2 separate regions of the Homo sapiens genome follow, and region 1 is linked to region 2. The links are chromatin contacts, found by Hi-C or POLR2A ChIA-PET in ENCODE. All regions are on one chromosome and are shown on one strand. The core of a region is the stretch at or near the end of the contact, and the rest is flanking DNA. Distances in the headings are between cores, read along the strand shown.

Region 1 (3,148 bases), core at 212-2,711, 460 kb after region 2:
CTAATACACCATTTCCATTTGATGATAGGTGGCTGCTGTATACATCCAATTTTATGGCTACGTAGGTCAGATGACATCCAGTTCATGATGGGAGCTCAAGCTTCATGGTCAGGCATTCTGCCTCTATCAAGGCCTAGTAGCAAGGCAGAACCTGCTTCTCAGAAGGAGAGTAGTTATCTTCAGAAGAGGTTCTAGATTTACTTTAGAATTCTAGAGGTCTGTACTCTCTCCTGTCAGTGCTTGCCAGAGGCTCCATACAGCATCCCTGTTGGACAAAGTCCCACTGGATCTGTTGGATCACAAGACCCAAGTGGTAGGGCAGCTTTACTGCAGCCTGAACCTTCTGCAGAGTCTTCTCTTATTCTGCTCCTCAATCCACCAGCCTGTCAATTGGGTTGAAATAGCACAAACACAGTATATGTTGCCTTCAAAGTCCAAAATGGCTTACTGTTCCAGGCTGTGTCCCCCAAAATTCATATGTTGAAATCCTAACCCCCAGTGTGATGGTATTCAGAGATGGGGCCTTTGGGAGGTATTAGATCACAAAGGTGGAGCCCTCACGAATGAGATTATTGTCCTTATAAAAGAGACCCCGGAAAGCTACTCCACACCTACTGCAATGTGAGGACACAGCAAGAAGCCTGTTGTCTATGAACCAGGAAGCAGGTCCTTACAAGACACAGAACCTGCCAGGGCCTCAACCTTGGACTTTTTAGCCAACAAAACTGTGAGAAATAAATGCCTTTATTTATAAGTCACCCAGTCTATGGCATTCTGCTATAGCCGCCTGGACAGACTAAGACAGCTGCCAAGTGCCGTGCCTCTTTTGTAGTGATGCAAGATGCAGCAACTCATCTTTCACCCTGGGAGGGCTATTTCAACATGCTCCAGACCCCTGAACCCCCAGAAATACCACTGCTAGTATCCATTCTGCATCAGTCTGGATCCAATCAGGAGAAAGAAGCCACGGAGTAATATGAACTGAGAAAGTTTAATATAAATATTAGATGGCCGGGCGCGGTGGCTCACGCCTATAATCCCAGCACTTTGGGAGGCAGAGGCGGGCGGATCACGAGGTCAGGAGATCGAGACCATCCCGGCTAACACGGTGAAACCCCGTTTCCACTAAACAATCCAAAAAAATTAGCCAGGTATGGTGGCGGGCGCCTGTAGTCCCAGCTACTCGGGAGGCTGAGGCAGGAGAACGGTGTGAACCTGGGAGGCGGAGCTTGCAGTGAACCAAGATCGCGCCACTGGAGCTAAATAACCCGAGTCTCACAGTGCATCTGATTGCTACGCGAACACGTGCGCACCACCAGGCCTTGCCTTGGGGACTGGAACAGGTGCAGGTGGGATTCCCATCAAAGGCTCTTCTCTCAGTCCTGAAAAACAATATACCGGGGGCCGGGGGCCGGGGGCCGGGGCGGGGCACGGCAGCCCTACCCTGGGGGAGGCGCGGCCGGGCCAAGAAAACCAGCGAAGGCCCGGCCCCCCAGCAGAGGCCGGACCATGGTTGACCAGTTGCGGGAGCGCACCACCATGGCCGACCCGCTGCGGGAGCGCACCGAGCTGTTGCTGGCCGACTACCTGGGGTACTGCGCCCGGGAACCCGGCACCCCCGAGCCGGCGCCATCCACGCCCGAGGCCGCCGTGCTGCGCTCCGCGGCCGCCAGGTTACGGCAGATTCACCGGTCCTTTTTCTCCGCCTACCTCGGCTACCCCGGGAACCGCTTCGAGCTGGTGGCGCTGATGGCGGATTCCGTGCTCTCCGACAGCCCCGGCCCCACCTGGGGCAGAGTGGTGACGCTCGTGACCTTCGCAGGGACGCTGCTGGAGAGAGGGCCGCTGGTGACCGCCCGGTGGAAGAAGTGGGGCTTCCAGCCGCGGCTAAAGGAGCAGGAGGGCGACGTCGCCCGGGACTGCCAGCGCCTGGTGGCCTTGCTGAGCTCGCGGCTCATGGGGCAGCACCGCGCCTGGCTGCAGGCTCAGGGCGGCTGGGTGAGCACGCGGCGGACACCGGGACACGGGGCGGGACGGGCAGCCGGGAAGCGCCCACGAGGCTGGCACGGTGAGGAACCCACCGCGCCAGGCCCCTGGAACGAGGTTTCGTGAAAGCAGAAAGGCTCGTTTCAGCGGGCCTGGAACGTTCGCTGTGAAGTCTGGGGTTTCTCCTCCCCTGGCAGAAAGGCCGGCAGAAATCGGCCTTCTTAGACGGCCGTGAACCGTTCCGAAGCAGCTGCGCAGGCTTAGGTCTGCTCACTTGGACCTTGCCCTGGCCTTAGCCGTCGGGGACTTTTAGGGGGGCACCCACGTTAGGTCTGAACGTTTTGCTCCTATAGAAATCCCCAACCAATGAAGTCAGCAATGGCGGGGCCCCAGCCAGGTGGGGTGTTTTTCTCCTTCGCCTATTAAATGCGCCTTTGGAGAGACTCAGACCCATTGATCACAACCCCCTACGCCTCTCAGCCTGGCCAGAGAGGTTGTGGAGTGTGGTGGTCGCCCAGTGGTGGCGCTGACCCAAGGTTCCTTAATTTCTAGTCCTCTGCACCCAGTCCTCGGTGAGAACGTTCTAGGCCCCTGGCTTTCAGCTGCAAGCCTTCATCTCTGTGGTCAAGGTTAGAGGGACAGGCCCTTGCCCTGCAGCTGATGATCAAGGAAAGCCACCTGGTGATGAGCCCACTGCATGCCTCTGGGGGCTCTGAGCTAGACCCCATTTCTTTCCCCACCACCTTATTGGCGTTGATTCAATGACTGAAGTGGCCCATGTTATCGGATACCTATAGCCAAACTATTAAAACCAGCAAGTTTTTTGATCCGAAATGTAGCCTCCTGGGGGCAGTTTCCATTTAGACCTTTTTCTTTTTTTCTTTGAGGCGGAGTCTCGCTCTGTGGCCAGGCTGGAGTGCGGTGGTGGATCCCAGCTCACTGCAACCTCTGCCTCCCGGGTTCAAGGATTCTCCTGTCTCAGCCTCCGGAGTAGCTGGGACTACAGGCGCGCCCCACCAAGCCTGGCTAACTGTGTGTGTGTGTGTGTGTGTGTGTGTGTGTGTGTGTGTGTGTGTTTTCAGTAGAGATGGGCTTTCACCATGTTGGCCAAGATCTCGATCTCTTGATCTCGTGATCTGTCTACCTCAGCCTCCCAAAGTTC
Region 2 (3,107 bases), core at 572-3,071:
GAGGCCGAGGCGGGTGGATCACTTGAGGCCGGGAGTTCGAGACCAGCCTGGACAACACGGCAAAACCCTGTCTCTACTAAAAATACAAAAAATTATCAGGGTGTGGTGGTGGGCAACTGTAATCCCAGCTACTTGGGAGGCAGAGGCAGGAGAATTGCTTGAACCCAGGAAGTGGAGGTTGCAGTGAGCCGAGATTGTGCCATTGCACTCCAGCCTGGGTGACAGAGTTGAGACTCTGTCTCAAAAAGAAAAAGAAAAAAAAGTTTTTTTTCTTTTTGTAGAGACAGAGATTTGCCATGTTGGCCAGGCTGGTCTTGAACTCCTGAGCTCGAGCGATTTGCCCGCCTTGGCCTCCCAAAGTGCTGGGATTACGAGTGAGCCACTGTGCCCAGCCACAGCCAATTTTCTTGAGGCTGAGTTTCATCATTAAGTGTATGTCTATCAGATTTTAACTCAAGTTCACAAATACATTGATATAGGACATATACTAGAACGTCAGTCAATTTATTAATAAAAATACAACTGTTAAATGCTTCAGTGGCCTAACTACTGCACTCTTCTTTCTCTCTGCAGTTCTGCTTAAGGGAAAGGCAAATTTTCAGTATGTTACTTTGTGAGTATAGAAGGAGAACAAATATGTCGTGGATCTTACAGTTTCTCAGCTAGCCCAGCGTGAGACATTCTTAAGGGATATCTTTGTCAAACAGTTGGCCTGTTGAACCCTTTTATTTTCAATACTTCCTTGGCTGACAAATGCCTTCCTTCGTTTCTCCAAAAGGAGTGCAATATTAACTCTTTTTGTTTTTCTAGTTGCAATTCCAGTGCAATTCTTCCTGTCTGAGATTCTACATCCTGGTTGAGTTTCGATGGTTTCCAAATTCCTTATCCAGGCATTTAGGGTCTTTCAATTGTTCCCCTGCCCCCAGAAATGCATTCATTTTCTGTGGCTTTTTACTAGTTTAACTTTTAGAGGGCAATCTTATTTCCAAGTTTCTGAGGGACACTTTGTTGGAACCAACAAACATTGCGAGTAACTATTCAGATATCAAGTAGAATGAGGATTCAGTAAGAAGCCGCAGGACTTGGCAAATAAAAAGGTCATTGGGGGAGCTCAATGCTAGCAGTTTCGGTAAGCTTGTGGGAGTGGACCCCCTGGGAGTGGACAAATGAATCTGAATTCCTTCGTTAGATATCTAGGAAGTGCTGGACCCTCAGAGTAAAATATAAGTAATTACAGACGAGATCCCTGCCCTGGTGCGGCTTATCTGAGAAGGAAAGGTGACCTAAAGTCACGACAATTGTGTAATGATACAGTTCATGTTGTTGAGGAACTGTACAGGGCTGTGACAGCCTTTAAGAGGTGGCTCTGGCCTAGTGTAGAGGTTTAGGAAGGAAAGGTTCTGAGGCAGAGACGTAGGACTGGAGATGTGAAGGCGTGGCAGAGTGGAGCAAGACTTTTGGCGTGCCCAAAAGACAGCCTGTGTGGCTACAGAGCGGAGAGCGAGGAGAACAGAACTAGGCGAGGATGGGTAAGTGGAAAGAGTAAAATAAAGCTCCTAGAACGAGGGGACCAGAGTGGACAGGAAAGGGCGGGGAGGGGCGGTTCCACTTAGAAACTACAATTCCCAGGAAGCACTCGGCAGCCACAAACGGATGTGAGGTGAGGCAGGAGCGGCGACCTTTGAAGGAAAAAAGGAAGTGTTTGGACGACAGCGAGCGGGAGAAGCGGGGTCAAGTAGGTAGGGGTGCGGTGCGGGAGGGGCAGGCGGGCTCCGGCGTGCGAGGGCCTTGGCCAGCGGAGCGTTTCGCGGCTCCGTGTCGTCATAAGGCGGCGGCCATTTTCGCGGGCGGAGGCGGCCCGGCGGGCCCTGGGAGAGCTGGGACGGGCGGCGGCCGGGTGGCCTCGGCCACCCGCTAATTGCATCTTTTCCCGGCGTCTCGTCTGCAGAGGGAGCACTATGTCTGCGGAAGTCCCCGAGGCAGCCTCCGCGGAGGAGCAGAAGGTGAGCGCGCGGGGCGTGAGCCCTGGGCCCTGCCCAAGGCCGGGTCTGGCGGGCGGCCTGCTCCCGCCAGGCGGAGGGCCGCGCCCGAGATGCGGGGCCGAGGCGCATGAGGCCGAGGCTCCTGCGCCCCACCTTTGGCTTCCCGCCGTCGCTGGCTGGTGCGCCGACGAATTGGGAGTTCCAACGTGCCCCGCGTTTACTCCGAATCGTGCCTTTTGTAACACCTCCGTGGGTCGCGGTGTTCCTCAGTCACTTATATTTACGCGAGAGCCCAGGACGCAGGCTTTGGGCGTAGAGCCTAAGTTTTTCTGTAAGCCTCAATTTGGTTAGGAAGTTTTATTTTTTCCTTTGAAGAACTCTCCAACTACTTGTATTGTGAGCGTGCGGTTCACTCCAAAAGCAGTGCCTCGTGTGCGGGCCGCGATGTGGGCCAGGATTGGCATTTCAGGGCCAACCCTTGTAACCATGGTCAGTGAGTAAAGTCCGGCCTTCAGTGTCTTCACCTGTAAAGGCCGAATACTGGTGCTTGCCTCCCACGGCGGGGTGAGGCCTAGAGGAGGTGAGTCAGGTGTAGTGTGCAGCGCAGTCTGTGCTCAAAAAGGTTTCAGTCGATGGGACTCAAATATGGTACTTGACTAAAAATCGAAAGGGTGGAATTTTAAAATTTTACTCACGAAATTAATCAGGGTTTTATTGGAAACAGGAATATTTTGTAAACGCCCTTGTGTCTTCCTGATGTAGGGGAATAGGCCGGGAGTGTCACTGTGGTTCAAATTATGAATATCAAGCCTTTGTATTTATCTAGGCTGGTGTTTGTCTCTCCCACTGTAATTATTTCCACCGCCCTGCCCTCCTAGGCAGGTGTGACTGGCCGAGAAGTGAGAAAGGGCCGAGGTATCTTGTCTCCTAAATTGTTTATCAACAATTTTTCTTACAAATCAGGTTGTGTTGCCGTTAAATACGATTTTGGTCTACTGCTTGACCTTCGTGCGGGTTTCTGCTTAATGTTGCACTTATGTCCTAATTAAGTTGGGAATTGGATTAGTGTTCTAAGCCCATTCCATATGTTCTTAAAACCGTGTTAACTTTTCTTAAGTTGGGTGC

Evidence for each region. Hi-C counts contacts between places; a loop is a spot of excess contacts on that map. ChIA-PET counts read pairs that join two places held with the same protein, here RNA polymerase II (POLR2A). Pooled maps may share reads with other maps.
Region 1: a pooled map shows a loop between it and region 2 (2.0-fold over the local background). The contact joins the promoter of BCL2L10 here to the promoter of ARPP19 in region 2. A Hi-C loop is called at or near these places in 4 of 37 single-sample maps with no recorded cell type and 5 of 50 pooled maps. POLR2A ChIA-PET finds 5 or more read pairs at or near these places in 2 of 52 experiments (GM12878 and activated T-cell).

The regions. Positions count from the first base shown.
Region 1 is chr15:52,111,088-52,114,235 of GRCh38, reverse strand. BCL2L10 (BCL2 like 10) reads left to right here and starts at 1,461. Exons shown (of 2, transcript NM_020396.4): 1 at 1,461-1,998. The coding sequence starts at 1,510. RefSeq lists a silencer at 1,455-1,614.
Region 2 is chr15:52,567,744-52,570,850 of GRCh38, reverse strand. It overlaps ARPP19 (cAMP regulated phosphoprotein 19), which reads left to right and starts at 1,821. Exons shown (of 3, transcript NM_006628.6): 1 at 1,821-2,003. The coding sequence starts at 1,959. RefSeq lists enhancers at 1,292-1,421, 1,475-2,221, 2,222-2,970 and silencers at 1,892-1,951, 2,022-2,121.